Regions from separate parts of the Homo sapiens genome. Here region 1 is linked to region 2. The links are chromatin contacts, found by Hi-C or POLR2A ChIA-PET in ENCODE. All regions are on one chromosome and are shown on one strand. The core of a region is the stretch at or near the end of the contact, and the rest is flanking DNA. Distances in the headings are between cores, read along the strand shown.

What was found. A loop is a pair of places that touch in the nucleus more often than their neighbours do. ChIA-PET counts read pairs that join two places held with the same protein, here RNA polymerase II (POLR2A).
Region 1: POLR2A ChIA-PET joins it to region 2 with 14 read pairs in AG04450. The contact joins two enhancer-like sites. A Hi-C loop is called at or near these places in 1 of 168 maps with a recorded cell type or tissue (astrocyte of the cerebellum). POLR2A ChIA-PET finds 5 or more read pairs at or near these places in 2 of 52 experiments (AG04450 and Panc1).

What each region holds. Positions count from the first base shown.
Region 1 is chr4:23,852,634-23,858,125 of GRCh38, forward strand. The region is part of intron 2 of PPARGC1A (PPARG coactivator 1 alpha); the gene reads right to left. Among named protein-coding and RNA genes, the nearest start is that of PPARGC1A, 35 kb to the right of the region's middle. RefSeq lists an enhancer at 1-3. Within about 2 kb of position 4,183, at least 6 of the 41 ENCODE cell types and tissues checked have a DNase peak (open chromatin) inside an H3K27ac peak, as active enhancers do.
Region 2 is chr4:23,816,195-23,821,399 of GRCh38, forward strand. The region is part of intron 7 of PPARGC1A (PPARG coactivator 1 alpha); the gene reads right to left. Among named protein-coding and RNA genes, the nearest start is that of PPARGC1A-AS1, 50 kb to the left of the region's middle. Within about 2 kb of position 3,102, at least 4 of the 41 ENCODE cell types and tissues checked have a DNase peak (open chromatin) inside an H3K27ac peak, as active enhancers do.

The sequences.
Region 1 (5,492 bases), core at 2,933-5,432, 38 kb after region 2:
TTTTTCTTCATAGAAATCCTAAAGCTTAAGATCCTATTCGAGTTCTCTTCTCCCATGAAATATTGGTTAAGCACACCAACATAACTCTTTTAAAGTATTATACAGCATCATGCCATGTTTTATACTTACCATATAAAGCCTAGTTTTTATCTTTTCGTGAGCACATTTTTATCAGCCTTTAGGGAAATAGATATGTACAAGACACATGACCCAGACAGGCATATGCATGTGTGCGTGTTTGCACATGTATTTGTACACCAATTATTTCAACTTCCAGCTACATCATCACTGCCCTAAAAAAAAACTATAATGCACTTTGTCTTTTGCAGGTTAACAGGATGGTCTGCATGAAATAATTCCAATCAAAATTATTTGTTAATTTGATTCTGGAGCTGAGAGATTTCCTTTCACAGGTTTTCCTTTTTATATAAGAAATTTGTAAAAGAATTTTTTTAATTAAGCATTTAGCATTTAGGATACTGGTTTTCTATATTAGAAGAAGGTTTTCATTATAGAAAGCAAAATACAATCAAAATTTTTAAATACACAAAATTTCATAGTTCGATTAAAGGAAAGTACAGAAAGGGGTTAGTTTTTAGTGGCAGGCACTCCCTAGAACATCTTTTAAAGGGGGAAAAGTGAGAGACATGTAAGATAGAAACATGGTACAGAAAATAAAGCATAAAACAACATTAACTTAGGGTCATTATACTTTATGTGTTCTATTACAATGGTCCAAAGGACTATTACTTGTTAAAGAAATGAAAATAAAGACTTCCTAAGTTACATCTGCTATGTTACCTCAGATCAATGAGACACATTTTGAGGAGGTACTCAAATGTCCTAGATGTGTACAAGAGGAATCTCAAATTTGGAGATGGGACAGGTTTCCATCATATTTGAACCTGATAAGCACTTAGGCACTGTGAATTTTCAGTGGTGATAATGAGGAGGGATTTCTGTAGAAAATTCTTTGCTGTACCTGAAATAAACCCTTATCCTTTATACTCTCACCAAGAATATTAAGACAATAACAACTGCCTTATATCTCCTACCCAGAAGGATAGACAGAAACTTGATAGGATTATGAGACATTTAGAAAACTATCTGATAAAACAACGATTTAATTTCTGGAGTATCTTCCACATGCAAGTCAGCATGTAGTAAAGCACAAGACATCTAGAGAAGACAAACAATAAAGTAAACAAGGGTACAGGTTCTACAGTCAGACTGCCTGGGCATGAATCCTAGCTCTGTCAATTACTAGGATTGGGGACCTAGGGCAAGCTACTGAACTTGTCTGGGACCAGTTCCCCATACACAGGGAAGATAATGATAAAATACCTGCCTCACAGGTTGTTGTAAAAATTAAATGAAACGTATAAAGTGCTTAGAATACTGCCTGGCACATAGAAACCCTCAATAAATATTAGCTATTGTCTGTATTATTTTTATTAGCCTCAAAGAGTTTATAATCTAGTCAAGGGAGTGAGACAGGAGCAGTGAAAATACAACTAATGACACAAGGCCATGTGTACATGACAAGTGTCAGATAAGTCAGTCCGATACTGAGTGTTAGTTCTGAGAAGAGAGAATCATTTTTAGTTTTAAGTAATGTTGCCAGGAATCCAGGCAAGGGATTTCTTATCAGGTCACAGAATTTTTAGCATAGTTATGTTATTTTGGTCATGGAAATCCCTTTGAAAACAATTTCAGAAAAGGCCTCTCCTAACCTTTGGGTGTATTAAGGCATCCAGATTTTCCCTCTGACCTGGGAAATGAAGGCACATCATCAGCACATCCAGACTTCATATAAAATTTGATTATGGTCCTATCCAATTACCGGAAATTCCTACAAGTTTCCGATGGCCTCTCAGCTGTGTCTGGCTTGACTGAGAGGCCATACAGTCCAACAGTTCCACAGACTTGGCCAAGAAACATAATTTGAGAGAAGGAATAAGAACTATATAAATGAAGATGGCCTTGTCCCACAAATATGAGTTTTTATACTGAAAATAAACACTGTACTAAACTGTTTGGTTCAAAGGCAAGATTCACCTTTAAAATTTTTTTTTACTGCTGTGTATTTCCTGAGGTTGGAGTGTGTCATTCATTTTTATATTCCAAGTATCTAATACGATGCTTGGAATATGGTAGACACCGGGTAAATCCCAGATGGATGAATGAGAAGCTATAAAGAAAAAAAGGGGAAGGAAGGGAAAGAAAGGCCTGTTTCCAATATAAACTAGGTTGAAATACTTTACCAGCCTAAGTGATATCCTCACCCACTGATATGATTTGGCTGTGTCTCCATCCAAATCTCATCTTGAATTGTAGCTCCTATAATTCCCACGTGTGTAGGAGGAACCCAGTGGGACATAACTGAATCGTGGGGGCGCACTCCCCGATACTGTTCTCATGGTAGTGAGTAAGTCTCATGAGATCGATGGTTTTATAAGGGGAAACCCCTTTCACTTGGCTCTCATTTTCTATCTTGTCTGCTGCCATGTAGGATGTGCCTTTCACCTCCTGCCACAATTGTGAGGCCTCCCCAGCCATATGGAGCTGTGAGTCCATTAAACCTCTTTTTCTTTGTAAATCACCCAGTCTCAGGTATGTCTTTAGCAGCAGAGTGAGACTGGACTAATATACCCATGCAACCCCTGACCCTTCACTGTCTTATTTGAATCTGGCTTTTACCACTCAAGACTTTTAATGTTAGTTATATTTTAAAATACTTATCTTTACTTCCAAATAGATGGTAAACTGGAACATAATTGGCATTCAGAAAGCATTTGTCAAATATATGAGGATTACTTAGCTAACTGAACGCTCTCTTGGGACAAGCAAGGACCTACTATGCTCGATGCTTCTAAAAATGCCTACTCTTGTGCATTGTATAATGTACTCCAAAAAATAATTTCAGGTTTATTTAATTCCATATTCTGCATGCATTTAATATATGCTTAATAAGCACCGACTATATTTCAGACACTGAGTTAAGTAATGATACTGGGTTAGTGACAACCACAGCCCAGACCCTTAAATAGCTTCTCATCCCATGGGAGAGACAGGACAAATAAGAAACAGGCAGATTGAGAAATCCTGGGAGAATGTAAAGCTTCTACAGGGCCCACATCAGAGGCACCTAAGCTGTGGTAGGGTGCCAGGTGTTGGTGGTTTGGGAGAAGTGATGTAGGAGGGGAAGTCTGGATTGTTATAAGGAATTAGGCTGGCAAAGAGATGCAGGAAGGGATGTGCTACATCAGAATGAAACAATAAAATTTAAACACAGAAAAACCAAAGTGTCACCAGACTCAACATATAGTAGACACTTAATAAACAATAATTGAATAAATAAATTACTGCACTAGTGTTATGTCACTTGAAACCATCTGACATTGAACTATCCCCAGGTTCTCCCACCATGGACAAAAAGTGACATTTGGAAATGTGTTGCAATAGTTATAATACAAAACAAAGCTTGTATATCTCCTATTCCCACCCCATAGAGCTCCCACAGTATATACTTGAGCTTCCTGACTTTCCAGAATGTGCCAACACAACCATAAAGAAAATCAAACAGCAATCATTGCAAATGCCAAACGCTGAACTTTTGCAGCCAGTATTCCAAGAAAGAATTCTCTGTGCTTATATTTTTTGAGGTGTAGGCCACTTCTTGGTGTTTTCTTACCAGGGATTAGTCATTGCAAACACTGTTGACTAAATGTGGTTTGTTTTAACATACAAAATGCCTTTGTTCGTTGGCTTTCATCAGCCCCATCAGAGAGAGGCCCGGGCCATGCTCAAAGCTGCAGGACACTCGGAGAAGTCACATTGTGATTGCTTGTCTTCCCTCTAAAGGTTACATTTCATGACAGAGATTAAACGTCTTGCCCATTCTATGATTGCTTTTGAAAATTATGCACTAATGATAGCCACTCAGCAAGTAGCTTAGTCATTTCCCTTTAGCCTCTGTAGAGAGAATCCCAATTTGGTCATTTCTCCAACAAATGTTTCTTGGGTGCATATCATGTGCTAGAAACTGCTACATGCAAGATACAGTGGCCTATAAAACAGGCATGGCCCCTCCCTCATGGAATTTACCTTTGATTAAAGGTACACATTGAATACATACTGGGGAGCCAATAACAGAAGCCGGACTCTCCCTTCATCACCGAGAGGCTGGCACAGAGCCCAGGGGCAGGCTGTTGAACACCTTCTCCCTGGAATTTGAATCTTGACCAGCATGCTTGTGCAGTTTTGTTCCCAAGGACACTTTCCGTTTTACAGAGCTATCCAGGAAGTTCAAGGTATTGGAATGTCAACAAATTGCCATTTATTGACTATCAATTAAGTGCAAGCATTGAACTATGTACTTTCCTTATATTATTTCTACATATATTATTTGAAAACTTAAAAAATGGAAAGGCTAATGTTTCCTGGCAGAGACACACAAATGATTTCTCAGGAATAGCAAATACATGTAATTATAGAAGGTAATGTAACAGGTCTCTCCATATTCCCAGAGCCAGTGCACCACTGGACTCACAGAAGATGCTCATCACTGATGTTCTATAGGTGTTTCTGGGATTCCTGTGACAATATAAAAGGCAACAAGTGCATAGTGACAAATGCCAAAGAGATGCAGAAACCACAAGATGGAGGACTCGCCTTTGGCAAATAAAGCCAGGGATGAAGTTTCATAAAATCTATTTAGTATGTGCGTGTGTGTGTGTGACACACACACACACGCACGTACTAAATAGATTTTATGTACTAAATAGATAAATATACATTTATCTGCATATGCATACAGATAAATGTATATTAACTAAATCATAAGCACTAGTTTCAATTCATGGAATTTCAGAGGATAGCCACTGGGTGGTAGAATTCCCACTGTTTAGTTGGGAACAAGAACCCCATTCTTTTACTTAATGTCAAACACTTTGTGCTGACAGTATAACTCATCCAGCTTTAAGACCTCAGAACTGTCACTGGTTGTTTCTTGACTGCCCAGTAGATTTGTAAATGCACCACACTTTCCTTTCACAGAATTATCCCTCCTTGACTGGATACACACCGAGAGCCAGTAAGCAAAAGCCTCACACTATTCTCACCACTCCAGGGCTAGCACAGAATAGGGAAAACCTATTGACATTTGAATCGTGATGAGACTCCTCTTGCAGTTTAGTTCCCAGGCTCCAGGTCTTTTAGGTACTAAGCCTAGTTCAACACCCTCTCATCAATTCCATCAGCCATACATATCCTTCTGCCTTTCTGCTTGAGGAAGCTAGAGTTGATTCTTTGTTTTCTATTCCATTGTTTGCAACCAAAGAACTCTAAATTATAAAAACAACTACTATGGCTAAATTATAAAAACAACTACTATGGCTAAATACTACTATGGCTTTCCGTGGAATGAAATGGTTCTTGGAAAAGTAAAGGACTTATTAATATTACATTTGCTATCTTTATAGATTCAAGGA
Region 2 (5,205 bases), core at 1,852-4,351:
AGTGAATGGGACACTGTACTCCACTCATGGTCACACCTGAGTCTCAAAAAGGCTTCCCTTTGTTAACAGCTGCTCTTGGATGGCTCTTTGCCCTTCTCTTTGCTGTAGCAAAGGAAGTGACTTACATGACTGAATGAAACATCTGTGCCACTGAGGCACACTCAACTCTTGTTTCCTCTCTCATAGATAAGTATGTCTTTTACTCAACCTAATAAATTCCTATTTGGTCAATCTTATCTTTTCTCTCCATTTTCACTTGCTTTATTTACGAATTGCACTGCCTTATTCATGCATACTGATTTCTTCTACATGCTACCTTCAATTACCACTTGCAATTCCCAGCGAGATAAAAAAAAAAGCACATTCTCAAATATTCCTCCTAGGAGCCTAAGATACTTAAAGAAATAATGAGGAATAATCTCTCTTTGCTGAGTAAATACCAATCAAATATGTCCAATGACATAGCCCTTGAATTGGAGGAAATGGCATTCAACATCCTCATATCCAACTCCGTAAATCTTTGCATGATCACCCCAAGCTAGGGTAATTTTTACTTCTTTAGTAATTTACTGTCAGGATCCCTCTATTGATACCAATCACATATTACTATACATTTTTGCTTATCTCTTTTCGAATGTGAATTATGTCTTGTCTTTCCAAATCAGTTATAAGCGCTTTGCAGGATGTTGCTTGGGCACATTTGTTGCATTATTATTTTGTACTAATTTTATTTTTTCTAGATTCTCCTTTAGTCGTGGGTCTCACATTTCAGCAGCCCAAGAATCACTTGGGAAACCGGGTAAACATTTTTAATGAGATGCTTCACAGGCCACATCTGAGAACCCCAGCCCTAGAGTGTCTGCCGCACGCCACTTTGTACTCTCAGGTATACATATCTTGACAGATATTTTAGATTTATAAAAAGAAACCTTAAACTTCAGGAACGCCAAATTAGGCCACTATTAAAGAGCGACTGGTTCTAAAAATAGCTCAGGTATCTAGGGATTTCAAATATAGAAATCCTTCTGAGTCTTGAAAATTTGAAACCCTTGTCCTAGTACCCAAGCTCATTATCGCTTAAATAACTGGTTCTCAAGTTGCTCTGGGGAGTGGCGACACCTTGATTGTACTTTCTTTGGGTTAAAAACAAAGCCTTTTACCTCTGTCACACATTAGACAGCCTGTGGCCATTGAACAGACATTCGTTGAACACCTACTATGTGCTGGATATGACACCAGATACTGCTATTTCAGGGACTCAGCCTCCAGGGACTTCACAATCGATTTTAATAGAAAAGCGCTTCTTTAAAATTTGACATAAGTATATTTTTCTGCATATACACTTAAAATTGATGGAAACACCCAGAGACCATCAAATATGCCCTGTGAGTAAAAATATAAGGGCTGGAAATTTCTGCGGGCACCATTTGTTGAAACAAATAGGTAATATTTGCTTATTGAATGGAAGATATTTCAAGATTAGTGAGTAGATGGAGAGAGAAAAATAATTTGGCTAATTCCCTAAACCCTTCATTGTTTACTGAAACATCTCTAACCGGAGAATATCTCAAAGCAAGATTGAGAAATCTCACGGATGACAAGATTTCCTATCACCAAGTGCCTCCCTAATGGAAAGCCTATCTCCAGATACAGTTGAGACCCAAAGCCAAACAAAACAAAACAAAGGTGCAAGAAGTATGTTTCTTTCTTTGAACATAGTGTTAAACTTTTCAGAGCTGCTGATGAGACAGGCAACCCCTTGCTGCCTCTGAACTAGTTGTTATTTCTCTAGCCTCACCTCCGCTACCCACAACTTTCCCCCCTGAAGTAAGAGGGAGGTCAGTGCTCAATCCCTTGATGCCACTACCTTTGCTCATCTTCCCACTAATCTCTGGACTCTCGATTTCATGCCACAAGCCCAAATCAACAGTGCTAATGCCTCCCATAACCTCTGGATTATTTCCTGCGTGTTGATTTTCTGGGGAATGTGTACATTTTGGTGTTGACAGTACAAGGTATATTCCATGCTCTCTCTTGAACTTAGCAGGTTTTGACAGATTTATGTGAGGACAGATGGCCATTACAGGCTGAAGGCTGACAAGAGGCAGTTCCGAGCATTGTTAACACACTTGCACAAACTCTCAGCAGTGCAGCTCGGTGCAGAATGTAATTCAGACTATAGCTTTTTTATTGCCGCCTATTTTCTTTTGTCAAAAGAGCCTGCTGTGCAGAGCAACAAATGGCTGCTATTACCCAGAATGTAATGGGTGTCAGACAAATCACATAACACAAACAATCAAGAGTATGTAGGTCATATTTCAACAGAGCACAACCTTAGCAATATTTATGATTACTGCATTGAAATGTGCTCCATAATAAACAAGCACCTCTACATCACTCACACTTACGCACTTCTGCACAGCAAATCTGGGAGAAGTGGTACATACTCTACAGTCATCTTTTTAAACAGCCCTTTTATTTAAAAAAAAAAGGCAAAGACAAGTTTTGTTTTGTTTTTCATTATCGCTATGAAACGATTTTCTTGGAGGAGTTTTCTTTTGGGTTTGTTTGTTTAATTGAATGACTCTGATAAATGGTGAGTCCCTGGCTCTGTTTCTTGTGATGTGCTATTCACCAATGGCATCTTTTTTTTTTTTTTTTTTTTTTTTTTTTTGGAGTTTATAACATTTTGCAGAATGTACTGCAAAATCTGCAACTTACTTTCAAGTTTGTTTAACAGTGGGATTTTGCATATGTTGCATGCCAATTCAGGTATTTAAGAAAAAAAAAATTAGGAGATGAGTTTCTAAGTTGCTTAAAAACACACCAAAATAGGAAGACTGAGCAAAGAGAGGTGTGTGACTTGTCCTACTCACATATTTCAGGCCTCATGAATTTGGAGTGGGTGTCAAGAGTGCAGAGGGAAAGCTGATATTCACTGAGTACCAACCGTTACCTCTACAGCAGTTGTTAAAATATTCAGTAGATAAAAGCTGCCCTAGTGTTCTCTCCTTCTGCACCTACTTCCCCAGGACTCACTGGAGCTCCACAAGACCCAGCAACTGAAGTGTTCACACTTGGCACAGAAGACTATCCAACAGACCCTGCTGGTCCTCTGGCTGGCCACAGTCCATTTGGGAGTGGCCTGCCTCCAGTACATTTTAAGTATTTCTCCTATCACCCCTGGTTACTGGGTAACAAACTGGCCTTGGAGAAAAGCTTCAGAACATTCCTATGACATAAGCCTAATTCCCCAACTCTTGCTCATGGAAGATGAAGATATCATTAATTGACCCTTGTGTAAATTCCCCACAGAGCTGGGATAGAGGATGGGTAAGGGGAACCTGGCATTTCAGGTGGCTATTGCCAAACCCCAAAGCTGATGTGGGAGAGAAAATTCCTTTGCTATCCTTGGCTTACAAGAAATAGGATGGTACCATTTCCAGAGAAGAAAAATTAGGAATAAAGGAATTGTCATTATAGACACTGGGTCAAAATGAATGAAATTGAAAATAGAAAATGAAGAATATGGTTGAAATATGGAAGAAATCTCTGACAGTAAGAGTCGCCAAGCATTGGAATGGGCTGTAAAAAGAATTTGTTGGGTCTTCCTTTCTTAGATTCTTGAAGCACAGGAATAGATTATGTGGCCTGTCAAAATCACCTTCCAGTTCTCTGATGCTATGCTTTTCCTTTTAAAACTACCGACAACTACCCATATTTTACTTTGGTCCACTTTCCCAAAGATATGTCACATACACAAGGAGTATGTATGCCAAAAGGCTACAGCCGTTTGTCAATATTTATGCTGTTTGTCAGTACATTTTTCCAGCAAAGTGAACTTTTAAATTGAGAGTCCACAAAGGCAATGTAAAATTCAACATAAAAGTGGTAGTTACAAATTGGTTAATGAGTATTTTGTTGTTGTTTATTTGTGAGTCTACTAAAGTACACTTTGAATGACTGCTGATTAAAGCGTAGAGAAAAAATTAAGTAAAAAATAAATAACATCAAATCACATGTCCCCTCTGATGAAAATAATGTGGAAAAACATATATCAATGGAGAAAAAAATTATGAAGGCCTACTTGTTTTAGGGTGATGACATCTGATTATATTTTTTGCTCTTCTCATTTTATCAGTTATAAAATAGTTCTACTGCTGTTACAATGTTTACAGTAATAACAAATAAAAACTATATATACATATACATAAAATTTTGGGGTCACTTTGGTCCCTACCCAAATTCCTTCGTGTCTGTGGTTTAAACCGTCACCTTGTTGAGCTGACATTGCTTTGCCATTCCCATTTCAGAAACAAAAAAGTGTAGCACTCTGAAAATCTCCATATGCAATAGATTTAAATGCCTTCTGCCAAAAGAGCATTCTCTTTTCTCTCATCTTGCTTTACTAACAGCTATTTTGAAATCAAATTAGTTTTTACACCTGTAAAAGAGAAGAGTTTTTTTATCAGCCAAAATGAGCTAGTTTAGGACAATCACAAAGAAGTCAGACCAGCTGGCAATACCTAATAAAGCAAACTTCCTATCTCATCCCTCCTGTTTCTCAAAGACACTGCAGATGGGGCAGAGGCATTATTCTGGAGGTCTTAGAATTTTGTTGACTCCTTACATTTCCACTTAAACATTTGGAAAATTTCACCAAAATTTGTGAGAGTAAAGAAAAAGAAGACACCAGAAGGCCTGAGCCAAAGCTTGGGTCACTTCTGCTGCTGCAGTCAAACTGATTAAGCCTGTAGACCAAGGATCAACAAACCACCAATATAAATGCTATTTCTACCCTTGCCACCCACCTGCTGCACCTATGGTAGACATCACTAATTGATCATGACATTCCCCATGAGCACAGACTTGGCCTTAGAATCTTTCTCAACACGATGCTCCTGGCAGACAGTACCAATCAATGACACTTGGCAAGTGCAATGAAGCCTATTTAACATAACATATGTCAATTACTATCTTTAAAATTCAGACTTCAGGAAAGAGATATAAGTTCTCTTCAGGCAGACCTGCTTTGAACCCAGGGTCCATTAGATAGCTTGTGTCAACGTATAAATCTTTCCTCAACAATGAAATGGGCAGAAAGTAAGGAAGATACTGTATGTGAAGTACCTATTTAGGGAGTGCCTGATTGCCAGAAATTGTAGTCATAGAAGTAGCTGTTGCTGAGAGAATCTCAAATCAGTG